Regions from separate parts of the Homo sapiens genome. Here region 2 is linked to region 1. A link is an interaction called in ENCODE POLR2A ChIA-PET data of the cell type or tissue named here. Cell type or tissue: Caco-2. All regions are shown on one strand. Links, peaks and the distances in the headings refer to the core of each region. The heading gives the core; the rest is flanking DNA.

Region 1 (11,314 bases), core at 412-5,411:
GATTTACAAAACTGTATATACTGCGTGTGTTTATAAACTTCCTTTAAAATATTTGTTTAAAAAATACCAAAAATTTGTGCGGCTTATGTTGAGGTAGTGGGAGTTGCAAATGAGGGAGAGAGGCATTTAGAGAGGTAGCGGACTTTTCATGTAGGAAGGAGAAATGAGCTGATGAAAAAAAAAGAGAGAGAGAGGAAAACACTGCATAGAAAAGAGAGAAAATCCTAAAGATATAAAAATGACCTTGGCGAGCTGAACTTCAGAGGGTTCGAAGGAACCCTGGAGGAGAAAAAATTAGAAAGTTACTGCAACATTAGGTGAAAATGGGGTAGATAAAGGATGATGGGAATTTCCAAAGTTTTGATGCATTATTTACCGAATGCTATGAATGCATCCTAAGTTACCTCATCTCCACCTAATCTTGTGTTTTGCTTTGCTTTGTTTCCTCCAACAAACATGGTAAAAGTATACATAGTTCCTTAATTGTATGCTGGGTTTCGTCTTTCTTCAAATCAACACCCATCCTAAGTAGTCCTCTGAATAATCCTGATTTTATATAAATCACATACAAAACATTGTATAGAAATTGCATTTTATTTTTTGTATAAGTTGGATTCTACTATACACACATATATTCTTTTAGCTTGATAACAAATGATGGAAATCTTCCCATATCAATAACCCCACAATTACCCCATTGTGTATTTTTTTCTTACTCCATAGTATTCCATAATGTAAGTGGACCAGGATCTATTTACATTGTTTCTATGCTCCCTTTATTACAAGCAACACTCTAGTGAATGTCCTAATAAATGTCTCTCTGAGTTTACATGCAAGTATAATGAAGAGTCTTTATCGATTTCTGGATGTTTGACTGCTGACAGCTTTCAAGCCTCATGCCACCACCCTCTTCCCCTCTTGCCCCACATCTGGGGAAGCTGAAAGAAAAGCCCATGCTTTCTCTTCCCTTGTGCCAGTGGGAAATTCAATTCATGCAAGCCCTGGCCCCACACAAGAACCTGCTAACTACAATTAAATTCCAAGACACTCACTCCTCTTTTTAATTTTAATTTTTATTTTAAGTCCCGGGGTACATGTGTAGAATGTGCAGGTTTGTTACATAGGTAAACGTGTGCCATGGTGGTTTGCCGCACCTGTCAACCCACCACCGAGGTATTAAGCCCAGCATGCATGCATTAGCTACATTTCCTAATGCTCTCCCTCCCTCCACCCCACCCCCTGACAGGCCCCAGCGTGTATTGTTCCCCATTGCCACTCACTCCCCTTTGCTCTCTCAAGCTATGTCACACTGCTTGGGAGCCTGCTCTGCTCTCCTCAAAAAGCTTCATTATGTAATAATTTTTTTTCATATTCTCTTGTCACATGCGTGGCATCTAGATATCTGCACCAAATTTGAGTAGGTACCGATCCCATGCTTCTACAGGGGAACCACAGGACAGCAAGTATTTATGTGGAACTTAGTTCTCAAGGTAGATATTCTTTTATTATTATTATTATTATTATTATTATTATTATTATACTTTAAGTTCTAGGGTACTTAGACGTGCAGGTTTCTTACATATGTATACATGTGCCATGTTGGTTTGCTGCACCCATTAAATGCAAGAAAGGCAGCCAAAGACACCCCCAAAGCTATTTATATAGCCATTTATATTGGCTATATAAATTTATAACACCAACAAACAGTATAATGGCCCGTTTTGCTACAGCATTACCAACTAGATATAATAGTTTTTTTAATAAACTTTTATACCCTGATAAGCCAAAAGGGAGAATAAATATAGAATTCAATTGCCTTAATTTCTAATTCTCTGATTGATAATGTCTGATGTTCTTTTCATTTATTTGCTGGCCATTTGTAATTCTTTCTCTATGCATTTTTGCATATTGTCCTTATTTTTCATATGTAGGAACCCTTGATTTGTCAGTACTGTTGGTCTTCTTTTGTAGTACGTATTGCATATATTTTACTCATTCTAATTTTAGTCTTTTAACTTTGTTTATGGTGTCTTTTTCTATAGGCAAGCATTTAATCTTTATATAATCCAATCATTCAGCTATTTTCATTTTATCTTTTTGGTGTTCAGTCATGCTTAGGAAGGACTTTCACACCCTAAGATTATAAATTTGTCTTCCCATATCTTCTTTTAGAGTGTTTATAATTTCATATAATTTTCTTACAATTATATATTTAATCCATTTGCAATTAATATTGAAATATGTCATTATATAGTCATTGTTTTTTTTCCAGATGAATGCTTAGCTATCTTACTATCACTTATTAAATAATTTGACTTTTCTAGCCTGGCTTGAACTACAAATTTTATCACCTACAAAATTTTCTCATTCCATATATATGGATATATACAGTTGTCATTTGTGTGCATAAGTACATATAATATTTCTGTACTTTGTTTTGTTTCATTGACCTGTGTGACCACTCATTATTTTTAGAAATGAAAGAAATCTATTTTTATAATCATAACCCATTAAAAAACATTACCTCCACTTCAGCAGGAATTTTTTTCAAACTTCCAAATTTTTTGGCTACTGTTTGTAGTAAACTTAAGCATTAATTTGTTCCCTACAAATTTCTTGTCTTTATTTCAACATCATTTTTAGATTAATTTTAAAAAACATGATATCATTATTTTATTTAGTCTTTCCCTCCAGGATATAGCATATTTCTCCATTTCTTTAAGTTTTCTACAATTCCTGAAGTTAATTTACAAGTACTAAGGTTTTAATAAGCACATAGTTACACACGTTACATTTCTGAATGCAGCACTTACATCATAATGTATATGTTCATAGTAGTATTTCTCTTTTTTCAAACTGCCATAATTAACAGCATGTCTATGTAGATAGTATTTTAATGTCAAGAAAATATTGTGCCTTTGCAATAGAAAAACGCAGCATTTCTTAATGTATTTTCTAAATGTAGTTAGATATTTTGGGTACTTTCTGACATTGTTTTGATTATCTTTGACTGTCTTCACAGGAATTAGAGGTTATTTTAATGTAGAAAACTCTACAAAAGAAACAATTTTTGAATTATATTTTTAAATATATTTTGGTAATCAATATTTAAAATATGGAGAATTTTCTTATAATCAAACCATTATTTAGTAATCAGTTTTATAAATTCAGTGTGTATAAATCCCATTTTCTTAAGTAAAAAAATCTCTACTCTTCTGTTAATGTTTTCTATCAACAGTTTGCACACAAATTGATTTGTGTAAATCAATGGACTCATTTGAATGTTATTAACCCTCAATACTGCAATTAGTGGCATTAGTGTGTTAGAAAACAACAACTATTTAAGGAAAGCAGATGCTAAGGCAAGAACTTCAGGGATTTAATGACGAGAACCATCCTCATTAACAATGCTGTTTGTCCCAGATCAATGAGGCCAAAGTAAATAGGAAGCCAAGATTCTATAATTAAGAGCAAATAGTCCAGTCAATACCAATATGTAGTAACAATATTAATCTCTTCATAACCTAGGTTTACCCTGCTGTTTAAAATAAAAATCTCATACGCCTTTTGAAAGTTTCTCTGAATAAATAAATAAAGGGAGGTCCAGCACCTAGGAAGTCGAAATAAAAAGCCTATTATGAAGTATCAGGAAGTTTCTGTACATTACACAGTCCACGAGTAGAAAGGAATTGTGTTAATAGCAATAACCCAGATATCTCAGATTCTTGCCTCACATAAAACACCAACCATTAACAGTTAAACCCTTAAAAGTTCATCCATCTCAGCTGGGCGTGGTAACTCACGCCTGTAATTCCAGCACTTTGGGAGACTGAGGCGGGCGGATAACTTGAGGTCAGGAGTATGAGACCAGCCTGGACAACATGGTGAAACTTCTTCTCTACTAAAAATACAAAAATTAGCCGGGCGTAGTGGCAGGCACCTGTAATCCCAGCTACTTGGGAGGCTGAGGCAGGAGAATTGCATGAACCCGAGAGATGGAGGTTGCAGTGAGCCAAGATTGTGACACTGCACTCCAGCCTGGGTGATAGAGTAAGACTCCATCTCAAAAAAAAAAAAAAAAAAGTTCATCCATCTCTAAGAATGTCTGGAATTTCAAGTCTCACACATAAAGACACGAGTAAATCTACCCAGTTTCATATGATCTCCAAAGTTTCTGACATCTGCTTTTGTGGGATTTTGTCTACCCTCTTCCTCCAGGACTGCCCTAGGTGCACCTGAGTCCCTGAAAACCAAACCTGCATGCCTGAGGCTAAGTTGTGGAGACTATCTTACTCTCTGGTGGGGAGATTATCTTTTCAGGAAGCTGAAGTCTTAGGTGTGAACAAGAATGTATTGTGAGTCCCTCAGTTCCATCTGGAGGCCTCCTCTTCTATAGGACCCAGGCATGAGTTTTATACAATAATTGTCTTCAGTATACACATGTGCCAGGGATTGTGCTAAGAATTGCAGATGCATAAATGCATAAGATATAGGCTGTGACTTCAAAAGGCTCGTGATCTAATAAAGGTGACGCATATTTTAGAAAACAGATAAAATACAGAAATAGACCAAAATTACCTGATTGCTCTTAAAACATGTTTGCAGAACTTCACTTCATTGTTAGTCACTACTGCCTTATATTCTCTTGAAAATGATATTGCTACCCTATCAATAGGTGTACTTTGCACCTTTGGGAGCCTCTACAAACACAGTACAATTCATCTTGAGATGCAAATCTTTACTCTGTTAATGAAGACAGGAAAAGCAAGACCATTCTATTTGTCCAAAACTCACCTCTTTATTGGCTTGCCTAACAGTCGGGAGTTGTCCAGAGAAAAAAATAATCATAGTTTGACAATTCCAATACCCCCATATTCTGATGTATGTTTCTATTCTAAAATAACCCCTTGATTTTCACTCATATCAAATACTGTATAGGAAAACACAGTAATATAATGCAAATGAAGAATGTAGCTTTTTTGTAGTAACTTATTTTCTCTCTTTTATGAATACTGTTGATAATAAAGTAGGGGGAAGAAAAGACAATCTTCTAGCATTCTAACTTTCACAGGTAAGGAGAGTAATAGGGTGGTCTTGGACTCAATTTTTACCACTCTACAAACCAAGTTTAAGTGCGGACACCAAATCTGTTAACATATTCAAAAATCAGGTCTTTAGGGTTTAGGTTCTTAGCATATGGCCTCTTCCACATTCCCTGGAAGTTAATTCCTAATCTACAATGCAGCCACTGAGGAAAAATTGTCAAAGCTTTAAACATATTGGAGAAGAGAGGTTTTCTATCCACTGCCAAAAGAAAAATTAAATACCTATTGAAAGGCATAACAAAATACTTTATCATCAGAGGGCAAAAGTAGCTTTCAGTACTTTATTTAAACTTACATATGTTATTACTGTCTGGCAAGTAAAGTAGCTGAAAAGCTTTCTAGATGTTTCCTTCACTTCATAGAAAAAAAATGATTTGTTAATATTTTCTTTCTTCCACAACAGCACTAGACTATAATTATACAAAATCTCCTTATGCCATAACTAGGAAAAAAGAATGGGGGTGCTTACATGTTTAAGTTAAATTCTTATTTCCCTCAAATTCTGCCACAATTTTTAAAATATGTTTTTTAATTTCATATTCTGAAGTCCCCCATGGCATATGCTACCTATGAATAATATTTTTAAACCCACATACACCAAAATGTTGCTACTGTTCTCACATTATTAGTCAAGTAAAGTTCCTAATTCCACATAACAAAATGTTCCCAACACTTAAAAACACTTACAAAATTTTGCATTTTTCCTGAGTTCCTTTTTACCCTGAAGCTCACAAAATTAATTTTAATTTCCTTGAGAAAACCATGAAACTAAAAGCAGATTTCATAACACCCATTAGGCTTTAAACAATAGCCCAAATTGACAGTTTTTATTTAATCTTCGTTCACCACTGCCTTCAACTTCTATTCTAATAAATAGTTTTGCCTGCTGGCCCCATCTATGTAACATTCAACAGTTTTTAGCCCAACCCATTTAGTCTCTAATATTCAGTTAAAACCACAGAAGCATGACCAGGCAAAGCCAAGATACAGAATAGGAGAAGACTGAATCACTTCCTCTTTCTACTGGGCAGTTTTCCAACATATCACTGCCCTTCCAACCTCTCTCCACCATATTTGAGAAACACTAATGGACAATCTCACCTCTTTCTGGCTCTCAGTTTTTGTTTTCTCATTTCTCCAATTCTATCTTCCTGACTTGCTATTCTATATCATCTTTCCCCTGTTAGCTCAAATCCTCTCTAATTTTCTTCTCTCTTTTGAAATGGAGCCCCCGCCCCGCAACACACACACACACACACACACACACACACACGTAAGAACTAAGAGGGAGAAATTCAAATGTCTGTCCTTGGGCTATCATCTGAATTTTCATTGACTTTTTTTGTTGTTGTTGTTTGAGACAGAGTCTCACTCTGTTGCCCAGGCTGGAGTGCAGTGGCGTGATCTTGGCACCCTGTAACCTCTGCCTACCGCATTCCAGTGATTCTCCTGCCTCAACCTCCCGAGTAGCTGAGATTACAGGTACCCACCGTCACACCAGGCTAATTTTTGTATTTTTGGTAGAGACAGGGTTTCACCATGTTGGCCAGGCTGGTCCACTGACTTTTTCTATTGCACATTTTGTTCCTTATTGTCCTCAAATATCTCCAGGGCTGTTTCCCAACCTATCCCACCCCCACAATCCAGATAGCTAAAACCTGTCATATATTTTACCTGAGGGTCACTCTTCATTCTTTATCTAGCAGATCCATCTATTCTGGTGTATCAGATGTGCTTCAGCAGATAGTTAGCCTTCCTTCAACTTTAAGGTAAATGTGTTTCAATAATGTCCCCTTGCTTTTGTTCTGTATCAAAGGAATTCTTTTATTTTGGGAAATTGAATCCTTTGATGCTGTAGCACATCCTCTGAAGTAACACTGCACATGTATGTTACCTGTACCTAGAGCATTGGGGATTTAGTATCCCTTCTCCCCTCCAGAAGTAAATATTGTATGCAAAAAAGCTAAAGACTCAATAATTCAGAGTATTCATTCATTGTTCAACAATGAATAGTGCGTGGAGCCTTCCATATGCCAGCTGGGGAGCTAGGCCTGGGGGATAAAAAGATAAATAAAAAGCAATCTTTGCCCTCAAACACAGTCCAGTGAGAAAGGCACACAGCACCATGCAGTTAGTTCTGTGACTGTGACTGTCAAATTACGTTGTGTGAATTTGGAGAAAGGTGCCTAACCCAGATTGGATGCATGAGGTCCTGGAACATTTCCAGGTGGAAGTGACACTGTAGCTGAACTGAGTTTTGAAAGACCAAAATCAGATGGTGAGAGGTGAAAACTGAATTGAAAGGGTACCACGAAAATGTGCAACATTTACAAACATCCTGAAATGTGAAAACTGAGTGGATGGGGAGTAAGGAAATGTGAAGAGGTTCAGATGTTGGGAGGTCGACACATGAGTTGAAGAGGAAAAGGGGCCAGATACCGACAGGTTTTTCATGCTAAACTACAAAGTCTGATATTATCTCAAAGATAACAGAGAATTACTGAATAATTTACAGCATAAAAGTAGCATGATCCTGTGTTAAAATATATTAAAGCCAGTGTTACATAAAGTATAAAAACATCATCTTCGAGGACATTCAAGTGCATTCCAGCTCCACTGTTGCTTCCCTGTTGGACGTTAGACAGATGTAAGGGGTCTGAAGTCTACTTTCTTCATTTATAAATGGCAACACAGCCTGTCAGCTTGCTGTTATGAGGATAAATGACAAAGGGACCCTATTTAAAACATCTAATCTATTACCTGTGTGCAGCTTACACTCTGCTTGCCCTCCCCTCCCCCATCTCCCATCCCTTTCTACTCTTTTGTGACCATTCTGTGTCCTAGAAATCTGATTCTTAAATACTGGATTTTTCCTGGCTCCTTGGGTCTCTGCTTCATAGTCAGTGGGAGGACCCAAATTTCCAACTCTGCGACTCCCAGGGTGGATCCACATCCTCTGTTTTTTTTTCCCCTCTATCTTGCTACATCTCTAGAGTTTTCCATTAGAGTCTCTTTAGTTGATAGGTCTGATCTGAGTAGAATTCTTTTTCCCGACAGAACTCCATCTATGCACCCAGCCTATAAACAGCCATTGACCACAAATGTATAGAGACGACTCAAGCACCAAAGAGTGTTACCATGCCAGCACTGTATAATATGGGCTATCCCAAGGGAAAGCAACATTATCATGTATTAATAGCAGTCTTAAATGGAGTACTAATTCTTTTTCATTAGGATTATAAAGAATAAAGAATGGTGAGTTGTTGCTAAGCAGCTGGTATGAGGCTCATTCTTCAAAACCCATTGCTTCTTTAATTTTGAATCCTAGAACTTTCCTCATGAAATAAGTGCTACATGTGGGAGAGGTGAGAGTACATCTGCCATCATAGCTCTTTTTGGTGCCAAAGTCCCTGCTGTGGGAAGACAGCAATCTGTTGTAACTATTAATATTGTAGAAGGAAAATCCACAGTAGAAGAAATTTGCAGAGTCAAACACCCTATAGTCAGAACATTAAAAAGTTAAGAATTCTTTAGCCAGAATGGTGTATCCATATTTTGCTAGTAGCTTAGCAACATACTAGTCTAGACTTAAATTATTTTCACTGGTTTTGACAGGAAAGAAAATTTTTTTGTGGGAAAGGAGGCAAAAAAAAAAACTCTAAATCATTTAAGAGCTTTAAATTCAAGGGAAATTCTCCTTATTTACTGAAATGTGTTTAGCCAGATCTTAGTGTAATAGATAATTTCGTAAACTCAAGTATTCTTGTTAAACGATGGACACAGGAAGCATAAGACCTTCTTCTTGTATATGAAAGCCATCCCATGGGAAAGAATGAACAAGAATGGCAATTAAAAATTCTTCATGGTACTGGAAGATGAAAAAAATGTGGACAATTAGTTAATCATCAAGTAAGCCTGTTAAAGTATAAAAGTATAGCTATAGATCAAGTAGGAGAGTATTTTGTCTGTCATGTCAAGTTTGTATCTTGTAAGTAGAAAACACTCAGTATCAAACAAATATGCCGTGTTAAAAAAAAAAAAAGGATGATCCAGATTGAGCAAAAGATTTTTTAAAAACAATGAAATTTTCTTCCTAATCCAAAGGATTTGCCACTCTCCAGGATGTGCTTTCTAGAATGTGTTTTATTCAGGCATAAAAGTGTTTTCTACATCACTAATCACTTCAGAAATGAGTTTTGGGCTTGAGATGAACGTTGACAGGACAGAAACTGAAAACTGAACTTTTGCAAATTACAAACAATAATAAGAAATTAGAAATAAAATATAACCCTTGGAATTTCATTACAATTTTGGGGAAATAGATTTCAAAACAACACATAGAGAAAATTGTCTGCACAAAGGGAGTCTGATTCAGATATTTTGAAGAAAAAATAGGGAAACTTCCAACTGAAGATAGCCAAGAGATCACATACTTTTGCCTTTTTTGGAAACCAATGTCCCACTGATGTGACCAGAATATAATACAACAGAGGATAAATTACAGCAGAATCAGAAAAGGTCTTCACCAGCAAACAAGATGAAGAGAAATTTCTCAAAGGTATAGAACTGATGGAATCAAACTGATGATAAAGCCCAACAAAGGGAACCCAAAATATAGGCATCAGATTGGACTAAGGCAAAGGATGTTTCTACAGAAAAAACACCATCAGGGTTGAGAGTAAAGGAGGAGTCCGAAGTGCCTGAATTCAAATCCAGACTCCACCACCTCCTACCAGTCTTGGTATCTTTAACCAAGACAGGTAGGTTATTATTATGGGAATAATAATAGTATTAACCTCACAAACTATTGTGAGGATTACAGGAGATAATGGATTTAAAGTGCTTAGCAGAATGCCTGGCTAATGGGCTGTGCTCAGGCACTTAGAAATCAACAAAAATGAGAATAACAAATATTCTGTTATGCTTCCCAACAGAACTGGGTGGGTTTAAAAAAATCTAACCAACCAATGACTAGTAACAATTCAATTGGATTAGGGCACTTCTATTCTACTTAAAAAAGACTCTAAAACCAGAAGATAAGGAGGAAAAATAAGAAAATAAAGACATGTTTGCTCAGTTGTGGAAGAACAAACCAGAAACTGATGTGATTGGTGGGTGAGCAAAAACAAGGTGGAAAGAACAGTGGAATAGAAATGATGTAAAATGGTTCAGTGGGAGAGGTGTTCTCTGAGAATACCGTTTGTTTTATACACCTCTGACTTTCAGAACCATGTTCCTGTTTTTCGTGCTCAAAAATAAAGTAACCCAAATCAGGCAGAATGTGTGTAGGGTGGAGAGAGTCCACAGAGCTCTGTTCTGCAGTCTCAGAGCCCGTGGGAGGGGAGGAACATACGTCTGCTGGCTGCTGTTTACTCTGTAGTGGGGAGAGGCCACAGGGCTCCCTCCCGTAGCATCCCAAGCTGAAGCTGGGGTGGAAGGTGGGGCAAAGGATGTGGTATTTCTTTGGTGTTGTTTGCCTTGAGTAGGGCAGGTAAGATCAGAAAGGTTCTGTCCCACGGGACTTCCTTTACTTGGTCCTCTGGCTGGAGAGAGTAGGCTCTTCTGGGGCTCTTAATGCCTTATTTATTGGCAGTTCTTTTTTCAGGCTGTTTGTATTGGTCTGTTTTCAGGCTACTAATAAAGACATATTGGAGACTGAGCAATTTACAAAAGAAAGAGGTTTAATGGACTTACAGTTCCACGTGACTGGGGAGGCCTCATAATCAATCATGGCAAAAGGCAAGGAGAAGCAAGTCACGTCTTACATGGATGGCAGCAGGCAAAAAGAGAGCTTGTGCAGAGAAACTCCCCCTTATATAACCATCAGATCTTGTGAGACTTATTCACTATCACGAGAACAGCACAGGAAAGACCTGCCCCTATGATTCAATTACCTCCCACTGAGTCCCTCCCACAACACATGGGAATTCAAGATGACATGTGGGTGGGGACAGAGCCAAACCATATTACCGTTCTAGCATCCAGACAGAAATAAATGGTAGGCAAAAAGACAAAAAAGTCAAGGAATTCACTGCTGGGTCATACTTGAGGCCTACAGGTCCTTACTCAGTAGACCCATATTTTCCCAACTTTTGATGTCTTCTGATAGTTGCTTTATGCATTTTAGTCCAGGGTTATTAGTTGTTGCTAGTGAGAGAGAGACGAAGAGATGGGATAAGGTGTGCTTACCACATATTAGCTAGAACCAG
Region 2 (11,314 bases), core at 3,979-8,978, 87 kb before region 1:
GCAGAAGCTTTTTAGTTTAATGCAATCCTATTTGCCTATTTTCACTTTTGTTGCCTATGCTTTTGGGGTCTTAGCCAAGAAATCATTGCCCAAACCAATGTCCTGGAACTCTCTCCTTATGTTTTCCTCTAGTGATTTTACAGTATTGGGTCTTATATTTAAGTCTTCAATCTACTTTGGGTTGATTTTTCACATAGAGTGAAATAATGGTTTAATCTCATTCTTCTGCATGTGGATATCCAGTTTTCCCAGCATAATTTAATAAACTGTTTTTTCTGCCATTGTGTGTTCTTGGTAACTTTGTCAAAGATCAATTGATTGTAAATGTGTGGACCTTTTTCTGAGCTCTCCATTCTCTATCCCATTGGACTGTGTGTCTGTTTTTATGCCACTGTTTTAATTACTATAGCTATGTAGTAGATGTTGAAATCAGGTAGTATGATTCCTCTGGCTTTGTACTTTTTGTTCATGATGGCTTTGGTCATTCAGGGTCTTATGCGGTTTCATACAAATTTTAGAATTATTGTTTCTATTTCTGAAAAATGTCATTGGAATTTTCATAGAAATTGCATTGAATCTGTGGATTGCTTTGGGTAGTATAAGTGTTTTAACAATACCAATTCTTCCAATCCATGAACACAAGATATCTTTCCATTTATTTATGTCCTCTTTAACTTTTTTCATTAGTATTTCATAGTTTTCAGTATACAATTTTTCAACTCCTTGCTTAAATTTATTTGTAAGTTGATTGTTGGTTTTTGTTGTTGTTTTGTAGCTACTGTGAAGGGTATTGTTTCCTTTATTTCCTTTATGGATAACTCATTGTGTAGAGAAATATGAAAAATTTTTATGTTGGTTTTGAATCCTGCAACTTTACTGCATTCATTTATTAGTTGTAATAGTTTCCTGTGGAGTCTTTATGGTTTTCTATTTATAAGAGTATGTCATTTGCAAACAGAAAAACAACTTACTTTCTTCTTTCCAATTTAGATGCCTTTTATTTCCTTCTTTTACCTAATTGCTTCAGCTAGGGCTTCCAGTATTATGTTAAATAGAAGTGGTAAAAGTGGACATCCTTATCTTGTTTTTGATCTTAAAGGAAAAGCTTTCAACTTTTTACTGTTGAGTACGATGTTAGCTACAGGCTTGTCATATATGGCCTATATCGTGCTGAGCTAAATTCCTTCCATACCTAATTTCTTAAGAGTTTTTAGCATGAAAGATCTTGTGTTTTGTCAAATGCCTTTTCTGCCTCTGTGAGATGATTACATGGTTTTGTCCTTAATTTTGTTAATGTGGTGTATCACATTTATTGATTTGCATATGTTGAACTTGTCCTTGCATCCCAGGAATGAATTTCACTTGATAATTTTAAATGATCTTTTTAAGGTGTTGTTGAGCTCACTTCGCTAGTATTTTGTAAATAACTTTTGTATCTATATTCATTAGGAATATCAGCCTGCAATTTTTGTTTCTTTTGCTGTCTTTGCCTGGCTTTGGTATCAGGATAATGTTGTCCTCTTGAAACAAGTTTGGAAGTATTTCCTTCTCTTCAGTTTTTTGGAAGAGTTTGAGAAGAATTGCTTTCTTTAAGTATTTGGGATAATTCAGCAGTGAACCTATCAAGCCCTGGGCTTTTTCTTTGACGGAAGACCTTCTATTATTTTATTATTTTATTATTTTATTTTATTTTATTTTATTTTTTTGAGACGGAGTCTCGCTCTGTCGCCCAGGTTGGAGTGCAGTGGCGCGATCTTGGCTCACTGCAAGCTCCGCCTCCTGGGTTCGCGCCATTCCTGCCTCAGCCTCCGAGTAGCTGGGACTACAGGCGCCCACTATGGCGCCTGGCTAATTTTTTTGGAAGACATTTTATTATTAATTCTGTCTCCTTACTCATTATTAGTCTGTTCAGATGTCTATTTATTTATGATTTAGTCTTGTTAAGTAGCATGTGTCTAAAAAGGTATCTCTATTCCTTCTAGGTTATACAATGTATTAGTGTATAACTGTTCATAGTAGCCTCGTGATCTTTTGTGCTTCCATGGTATCAGTTATAATGTTTCCTCTTTTATTTCTGATTTTATTTATTTGAGTCTTCCCTTTCTTCTTAATCTAGCTGAGGATTTGTTCATTGTGTTTCTCTCAAAAAAAACCAGCTTTTACTTGTGTTGATCTTTTCTATTGATTTTCTAGTCTCTATTACATTTATTTCTGCTCCAATCTTTATTATTTCCTTCTATTAATTTTGGACTTAGTTTGTTATTCCTCTTCTAGTTCATTGAGATATAGTACTAGATTGTTTATTTGGTATTTTTCTTCTGTTTTGATGTAGGGGTTCATTGCTATAAGCTTCCCTCTTAGAAATGCTTTTGCTGGGTCCCATAAGTTTTGTTATGTTATGTTTCCATTTTCATTTATCTAAAGATACTTTTAATCTACCTTTGATTTTTGTCTTTGACTTGTTAAAATAAAGATAATAAGTCTGATGGAATGGACTCTTTGTGGTCATAAGATAACAAATTGTAAATAAGACCTAAGGCTATGCCAAGCAAAGGTTGTTACAAACCCTTACATTTAAAGAATAAACTGTGTTCTAACTGCCATAAGACTTTTTCTTTTTCTCTAGCAGCTAAGCAAGCAATGGCCTCAAGATAAACAGTACAAAATAATTGCCACTCATTGATCACCAGATACGACTGACCAATCCCATTCAATTTCACAAGTTATAACTACAGCCTTGATTGGACAAGAAACTGATTTTAGTAACTTTCTCCTGCAAAAACACCACAGAAAGTTTTGGCCAGCAGCCAAAGTCTGCACATAGACTTTTCTTATGTCCTGCAAAAGACCTCCTGAGGTAAAAGCCAAATTCCACCTATTTTATTGTTAAAACTCCACCCCAAAGTGAACATGGCTTTTATGTATGTTTCCTAAATGTTTTCTCACTATGCAAATATTTGCTCACCTTTATAAATATTCCTAAACTCCCCACTCCTAGCTGACTATGTGTACTAAGCAAATCTTGCAAGGCATAAAGTTCAGATTTTCCCCCATTTTTGGTGGAGCATATACTCTTGGTTTCTCCCAGGTCAAGTTATCCAGATTTGTGAATCATATTTTATTGAAAAATAAAGTTTCTCTTTGCCTCCTCTGTAGATCTCATGATATTTTTGATAACAGGCCCATTGATTCTTTGAGAACCTGTTGTTTAATTTCTACATAATTATGTATTTTCTGAAATTTCTTTTATTACTGATCTCTAGGTTTATACCATTGCATTCAGAAAAAGATATTTGATATTATTTACATCTTCTTAAATTTGTTAAAACTTGTTTTGTGACCTTACATATGATCTGTCATGGATTTTTCATTTAGCTGAATCTTATTTAATAACCAAATAAATGGTCGTGAGAAAGTTCTAAAATATGGTTTACCCTTTCCTGCTTTCTTAAATGGAGTTAGCAAGCATAATGGTAAATTATTCTTTTCTGCATCCACCCCTTGTCAGTATCCGCCACCACACTCAAGTTCCTGTGTACTCTAGCCAAATGGCTGTCTTAACTCTAGAGGATTTACCAAATGCTATGATTTTAATGTCCCCTCTAAATCTCATGTTGAAATTTAATTGCCATTGTTGCAGTATTAGGCAGTGGAGCCTTTAAGAGGTGATTAGGCCATGAGGGCTCCCCCCGCCCATGGGTAGGTTTAATTCCTCTAAAAGGGAGGCTTTGGGGAGTAGATTCTCTTTTGCCCTCATGCACTGTATTGGTCTGTTCTAACACTGCTATGAAGAAACACCCCAAACTGGATAAATTATAAAGTAAAGAGGTTTAATTGACTCACAGTTCAGCATGACTGGGAGGCCTCAGGAAACTTACAATCATGATGGAAGACAAAAAAGAAGCAGGCACATTCTTCACAGGGCAGCAGGACAGAGTGAGTGCGAGCAGAGGAAATGTCAGACGCTTATAAAATCATCAGATCTTGTGAGACTAACTCATTATCAGGAGAACAGCATGGGGGAAGCTGCACCCATGATTCAATTACCTCCACCTGGTCCTACCATTGACACTTGGGGATTATGGGAATTATAATTCAAGGTGAGATTTGGGTGGGGACACAGAGCCAAACCGTATCCCGCACCCTTGCCCTTTGGCCATGTTAGGACACAGCAAGCAGGTGCCAAGCAGGTGACAGCACCGTGTTCTTGGACTTTTCATCCTCCAAAACTATGAGCCAAATAAATCTCTATTGTTTATAAATTACCTAGTTTGTGGTATTCTGTTATATCAGCAGACTAGGAGAACAGACTAAGAGAAAACTAGTACTGAGTGTTGGGATTATTACAGTAACAGACACCTGAAAATGTGGAAAGACCTTCGGAACAGAGGCTGGAAGAGTTTGCAGGAGCAGACTAGAAAAAGCCTATATTGTTATAAATGGAGCATTAAGGGTGATTCAGATGAGGGCTCAGAAGAGGAGAGAGGTGTAGGAAGAGTCTGAACTTCTTAGAGATTACTTAAGTGGCATGGTCAGAATTTTGGTAGCAATATGTACAGAAAAGGCCATTCTGATGAGGAAGAAGATATTGAAAGCTGAAATAAAGGCCATCCTCATTATACAATTGCACAAAAACCTGGGTGAATTGTGTCCATGCCCAAGGACTTCATGAAATGCAGAACTTAAGAGTGATGAATTAGGATTTCTGGTAGAAGAAATATGTATGCAGCAAAGTACAGTGGCTACTTTTATCCACATACAATAAAATGTGACTAGAAGGAAATGGCTTAAAGATGGAACAAAACAATTTGGAAAATCCACAGCCTAGCTATTTAAAGAGTGAAAAGGCACATTTAGGAGAGCAAACTAAGGGTGTGGTCAAGCCACCATTTGCCAAAGAGACTAGTATTGATAGAAGGCAGACAGGTGCTATTCATTAAGACAATAAAAGGAAGACCTCTAAGTCGTTTCAAAGATCTTCAAGGCTATACCTCCCATCACAGGCCCAGAGCTCTAGCAGGGCAGGCTGGTTTTGGGAGAAGAATCCAGGATACCCTCCATGGACTCACTGCCCAGGGCCACTTCAAGGCTGCTTCCAACATTTCAGTGCACATTCTTCAGCTACTCTAGCCATGGCCCAAGTATGCACATGTGTGGCTTGACCCACCACTTGGAAGGTATAAGCAGTAAGACTTGGAAGCATCTATGTGGTGCTAATTCTACAGACGCACAGAATGCAAGAGCTGTAGGGGCATGGCTGTCTCCATCTACATTGCAAAGGACATTGTAGACAGCCTGGGGGTTTAGGCAGAGACTTGTGGCAGAGATAGAGCCACTGCAGAGAGCCCCTGCTAGAGCAATGCCAAGCAGAAATACAGGGTCAGAGTCAACATAGAGAATCCCCACTAGGGCACTGCCTAGTGGAGTTGTGGGAATAAGGCTACCTCAGAGACTCCAGAGCTGTTAGGCTAGCAGCATACAGTGCCAGCCTGGAAGAGATGCAGGCACGAGACACAAACCTGTGAGAGCTGCTGGGTGGGAGGAGTCCAGCAAAGCCACAGGGACAGGGCTGCTGAAGTCCTTGGGGGCGGACCCCCACCAGCTATGCCCAGGATGTGAGACATGGAGTCACAGACATTATTTTAGAGCCTTAAAATGTAATGTTGGTCACCCCATTGGGTTTTGGACTTAACTGGGACCAGTTATCCCTCCTTTCTTGCCTCCTTTTCCTTTTTGGATTGATAATGTCTATCCTATGCCTATCCCATCATTGTATTTTGCAAGTAGATAACTTGTTTTGATTTCATAAGCTCACAGCTGGAGGAAATTTGCCTCAGGATGAATCATGCCTTGAGTCTTATCTGTATCTTATTTAGACAAGACTTTGGGCTTTTTTTTTTTTTTTTTTTTCTGAGATGGAGTTTCACTCTCGTTGCCCATGCTGGAGTGCAATGGCGCCATCTCTGCTCACTGCAACCTCTGCCTCCCAGATTCAAGTGATTCTCCTGCTTCAGCCTCTGGAGTAGCTGGGACTACAGGCACGTGCCACCACGCCAGGCTATTTTGTTTGTATTTTTAGTAGAGACGAGGTTTCACCATGTTGGCCAGGCTGGTCTCGAATGCCTGACCTCAGGTGATCCACCCACCTTGGCCTCCCAAAGTGCTGGGATTACAGGTGTGAGCCACAGCGCCCAGCCTGACTTTGGGCTTTTGAGTTGGTGCTTAAATAAGTTAAGACTTTGTGGGCTATTGGGATAGAATGAATGTATTTTGTATGTGAGAAGAACATGAGTTTTAAGAGTCCAAGGGAAAAATGCTATAGTTTTAATGCCCCTTCTAAAATTCATGTTGATATTAATTGCCATTGTGACAGTAGTAAGAGATGAAGCCTTTACAAGGTGATTAGGCCATGGGGGCTCTGTCTACGTGTGTGGGTTTAATGCCTTTAAATGGGTACTCTCTTGCTCTTGAGTGCACTCTCTTGTCCTTCTGCCATATATTAATGCAGGAAGAAGGCCCTCACAAGACGCTGAGCAGATGCTGGGATCCTGTTCTTGGATTTTCCAGCCTGCAGAACTGTGAGCCAAATAAATTTCTATTGTTTATAAATGACCCAGTCTATGGTATTCTGTTAGAGCCACAGAAAATAGACTGAGGAACCTACCATAGTGGCATGGACTGGCCAATGCAGAAACTTACAATTCATCTTTACATAGAACTCAGAGACTTAGGTGGAACAAGATTTCTAAAGCCTATTCCATAGAGCTTATTCTAATCTGGTCTTAGTCTTCTAGCTTCTGCTTCCTTTGTGGAAGATAAACCCAGCACAAAATTGGGTCCCTATCTAATCTTGCCAACTAAAATTAGAGCAAAAACTAAGAGAAGACACCTCTCCCAAGCCCACTCACTGGGAAGAAAACTTTCCAATAAACTTGCCTCCTCCAAGACTGTTAGATTCATATCATTTAACTGCTCTAGTCAGGAATCTCATACCCATGCACCTAGAAAAAAAAATGGGGAGCTTCCTGTATTTCCTTGATAGTGAAATTTTTCTTTCTTCTAATTTTTATGTCTATTGTAGCTCCATTCTTTCCTTTGTTACCTACCAGGATCCCTCCCTTCTGTGGGAGTGGGAGAAAGAGGAGAAGTTATAGAGCCGAGGGCTTGCTGTTATTTTAAGACCACTCTTATAACCATCAATTACTGCAATGGGTTAAGCCAGACAAACCTGGATTCAAATTCTTGCTCCACAAGTGATGTAAGGATTTGACCCAGATCATGATAGTTCATTTCTTTAAGACTTTGTTTCCTCTTTCACAAAATGGCAAATAATGCCTCCATCATAGCACATTAAATGACTTAGCATGGTACCTGGCACAAAAGTAGCTCCCTTCTTCTCTCCCTGTTTCTTTTAATGGGTATTGAAATAAACAGGCTGACTGCTCCCACACACGATATCCTCAGCAGTACTCAGCTTTTAAATTCTTGCCTCCTCTTTTGTTGCCAGCTGATACTTCTTGCTGCCTGTCTCTTCAGCTTCTAAACAGCTGCTACACTTTTTAGAGCATTTTTTGACTGCTGGCTAAGGGTGCCTCAGCCCTCCTCCCTTGGCGTAGAGTGCAGAGGCTTTGTTACAGATTATCAGTTTGTAGTGGATGTTTGTCATATCTGTTGCTGTCCAGCACCTTTTGAACACTTTTCCTGTGTTTCATTAACCACCCCCTACCCCTGAGGCCAGTTACTAAGCTAGTGTCTTAACACAAACCAATCGTTCTATATTCTGTTTTATGATGCTGGACTAGGAGTCTGTAAACCAGCATCTGCTTTCTTGGCTGCTTCCTGTTGGATTATTTCAAAGGGAATCTAGAAAGAGACTGCAAGCTTTGAGGAATAAAAAGAGACACTGTCCTTCTCTGTGACTTCTGCTCCTATCAGCATCACTCAAGCAAATCTCCTTCACCCTGGCAGTGGCACTTCATTCTGGTAGTAGCAGTTGGTTCCAGTTTGCAATTTTTCCATTTGCACAATTAGTCCCATTGGTCCCCAGCAGAGTCAGTACCAACCAGCCAAGTAGCTCTCCCTTCTCAGGACTCTTGAGTCCCAGCCCAATGGCACCACTCATCTAAGCATCTAAATTTTAGTAACTCCAACTTCTTCCTTTTATTCCCAAGCCCCAGGGATGCTGTCTGTTTCTTGCAGGTGCTACTCTATATACTACTCTATATTTGGGGGCGGGGGGGGTTGCCTTTTCAGTTTCCTAGTCAACAATTCCGTATTAATGCAATTCTTTGCATTAAAATCTCTCTTTAAAAATTGGTCTGAGTATTCAACCCTGACAAGATCCTGACTAAAAATCCCTATTACAAGTCCCACCACTCTGAACTCACTTGCCTAGTGACCATGATGACTAAGGCACAGGCCTTTGCCAGAGTGCCCAACTGGTACTAGTTTGTCTGGGACATCCCTGGTTTTAGCACCAAAAGTCCCAAACCAGACAGTTGGTCAACCTTCCTGTGGCCCATGTGTCAACCATCAGATATATCTCACAATATTCAGAAGAGAGCCATCCAGGGATTTCATTTGTAATTTTTTTTTGGTTTAGAATTAAGATATACAGAAAAAGTCTGTCATATCTTAGTGTTCAACAAATAAGCATATTACTCTTGGAATTCTATAAGTATATTAAATCTGTGACATACGGTCATTGAGAGTACAACTCATATACGGTATGTACTTTCTATCCCCAACATGATTATATTAGTCTTGCTTGGGGTGTATTTTGCCATAGAAAATACCACAGATGGGGTGTCTTAAACACCAGAAATTTATTTTCTCACAGTTCTGGAGACTGGAAGTCCAAGATCAAGGTGCTGGCAGGGTTGGTTTCCCGTGAGGCTTCTCCTCCTATCTTGCAGACAGCTGCCTTCTTGCTGTGTCTTCACATGGTGGAGAGAGAGAGAGCTCTCCGGTGTCTCTTCCTCTTTTAAAGACACTAGTTCTATTGGTTAGGGAGCTACCCTTACCTACCCTATCCCTTTAAAGGTTTTATCTCTCAATACGGCCCCACTGGGGATTAGGGCTCTATATATAAATTTTGAGGGGACACAATCTGGTTCCTAACAATGATCATAAATGAGTTGGGGGTATAAGTGTTGTCCAAAATCTGTGGAATCTGTTTTTAAATTAATAAAAATAAAATAACTAAGAGCAATTCTTATTTTCAAAATAGTTTATTTTTTATTAGTTTAAGCATATTATACCTGTATTCCCTTGCCAATTGAATACCCAATAAATTTTTTCTTTAGAGATTCATATGGGATCCATTTCACTGACATATGAGTTGACATCATTTGTCTGAAAGAGTGATGCAGTTTTTGAAAGATTGAATATGAAGTGTTTCCCATATCCTTTCAGCAGGTGAGAAGTAAAATTTAATGGCCTGATGTAATTTACAATCCTCATACCATGTGTTTGAAATGAACAGCATGGTTTGCCTAGTCTGGCTGTGAATACCTGTCTTGAACCATTTCTGAAATTACTGAAAAGTACCACTGTCTATTGTGGGAAATGCATTAGTATGATTAAGCTCTACTTTAGATGCCATTATGTAATATTTTGTCAATGTGAAATGTCTCATTAATTAATTCTTTTTGGGTTTTCAAACAGGTGCTAAGGGATGCCATCAGCAGGAGAAAGGAAAACAACTTAACCCAAGTAAAATGGGGATAATTCCCACCCCTGCCAGTTTCACAAAGCTTGAAATGAGAATGTGGACATGCTAAAAGCATTGGCACATTTAAATTGAAAAAAAAAAATCTTGTGGTGTATATTTTGCAGGTAAAAAGTGTGACAAAATTGCATTTCTGGCAAAGCAGGAGAAGGAATGATGGCTTAATCTTATTAATCTTGTTTTTCTCAAAGTTTAGGCCTTTTTCCCCATTATGGTAAGGTTGCCATGACAATCCAAGACAATTGAGTCTCCCCAGGACAGAATGATTCATTAAGGTGAGGACAGAGAATGAAGGTAATTATCACATCTAAATCACTGCCCCAGGGCCTTACCAAGTAGGAGATGTGACTTGCCAGTGTGTTACCAACAGAAAATTTTGACCACTATAAATGTCACCAATTTCATAGCTCTTGTCCCGGCAGGGACAATTGCAACTCAATGATCAGACATACAATATTATGAGTCAGTTAAACAATTTCCTTAGCTGAAGATTAGTAAAAAGTAGGCATTAAATATTAATTAAGATAAGAGAGGAGTAATGCAAAAAATCACATTCAGATTTTTAGTTAGCTCGGCTTCCCTGCCTTCTCTTAGTCACAGCATACCCAAAGGTCCATGCCTCTCTTAACATGGTTAACTACTATTCAACATTAAATTCTCAGTTAAGATTTTGCATTCTCTAAAAAGATGATTCTGGCAACCAAAATCTAAGGGCAGCATGGAGTTCCATAATCCCCTGTCCCATTCTTATTAAGGATCTTCCCATGCTATTTCACTACTGACTTCTCTGAATCACCCCAGTGGACTATAAGGTTATAAGGAAAAGAAATGTATTTTTCTTTCCTCATTCATTCATTCATTTATATATTCAGACAATCAACAAATATTTATTGAATACCTGCTGCATGCCACCTACTCTTATAGAAACAGGGACATCACAGTGACAAAATGGGAATGTCCCTGACTCGCAAAGATTGCATTCTAGTAGAAGAGTCAAATAATAAATTAATGCATGTGCAAAATAGTGTCAGGCAGTCACACTGTGGCTCCTAGCAACCTACAACAGAGGAGAGAGAATCAGGAGGGCATTATCTTATTTAGGGCGGGTGGTCAGGTAGGGCCATGCTGAGGAAGTGGGAGAGATGTATGCAATTACCTCAAGGATTTGCTTTCCAGGCAGAGTGAAAAGCAAGTGCAACAGTGCTAAGATAGAAGCAGGCTCTGCTGGTTGAAGACATAGCAAGAAGGCCAGTGTGGCAAAGCAAGAAGTGAGTAACTGTAGAAAATATGGGAGAGAGAAGGTCAGGAAACAGACTCCATGGGGCTTTAGAACCATAATAAAGATATGAGAATTTAAAACTCCGGAGGAGATAAGAAACCTTGATGGTGTTTTACTGGCTGGGGATTAGGTTAAGAGTGGAAGAAAGGAGAGCCCTTAAGAAGCTACTGAAGGAGTTCAGGCAAGAGGGGATTATGTCTTGGAGTAGAGGCGTAGAAGCAGCGACTGTGACAGGCAGTTTGATTTAGGATGTATTTTAAAGGTAGAGTCAATGGTGCTGCTGATAAATTGGTGAAGGAATGTTA

Evidence for each region. Peaks named below come from ENCODE experiments on the same cell type or tissue, not always from the same donor. Only the 100,000 strongest peaks of a DNase experiment are listed, where the experiment ranks them.
Region 2: POLR2A ChIA-PET joins it to region 1 with 19 read pairs; 2 of 35 experiments call an interaction of 5 or more read pairs at or near these places.

Annotation. Positions count from the first base shown.
Region 1 is chr5:13,585,720-13,597,033 of GRCh38, forward strand. No RefSeq gene overlaps it. Among named protein-coding and RNA genes, the nearest start is that of DNAH5-AS1, 270 kb to the right of the region's middle. In Caco-2, for the core only: no CTCF peak of the experiment used is centred there; no DNase peak of the experiment used is centred there.
Region 2 is chr5:13,495,532-13,506,845 of GRCh38, forward strand. All of the region lies in intron 4 of LOC105374660 (a long non-coding RNA gene), which reads right to left. Among named protein-coding and RNA genes, the nearest start is that of DNAH5-AS1, 360 kb to the right of the region's middle. In Caco-2, for the core only: no CTCF peak of the experiment used is centred there; a DNase peak (open chromatin) is centred at 5,943.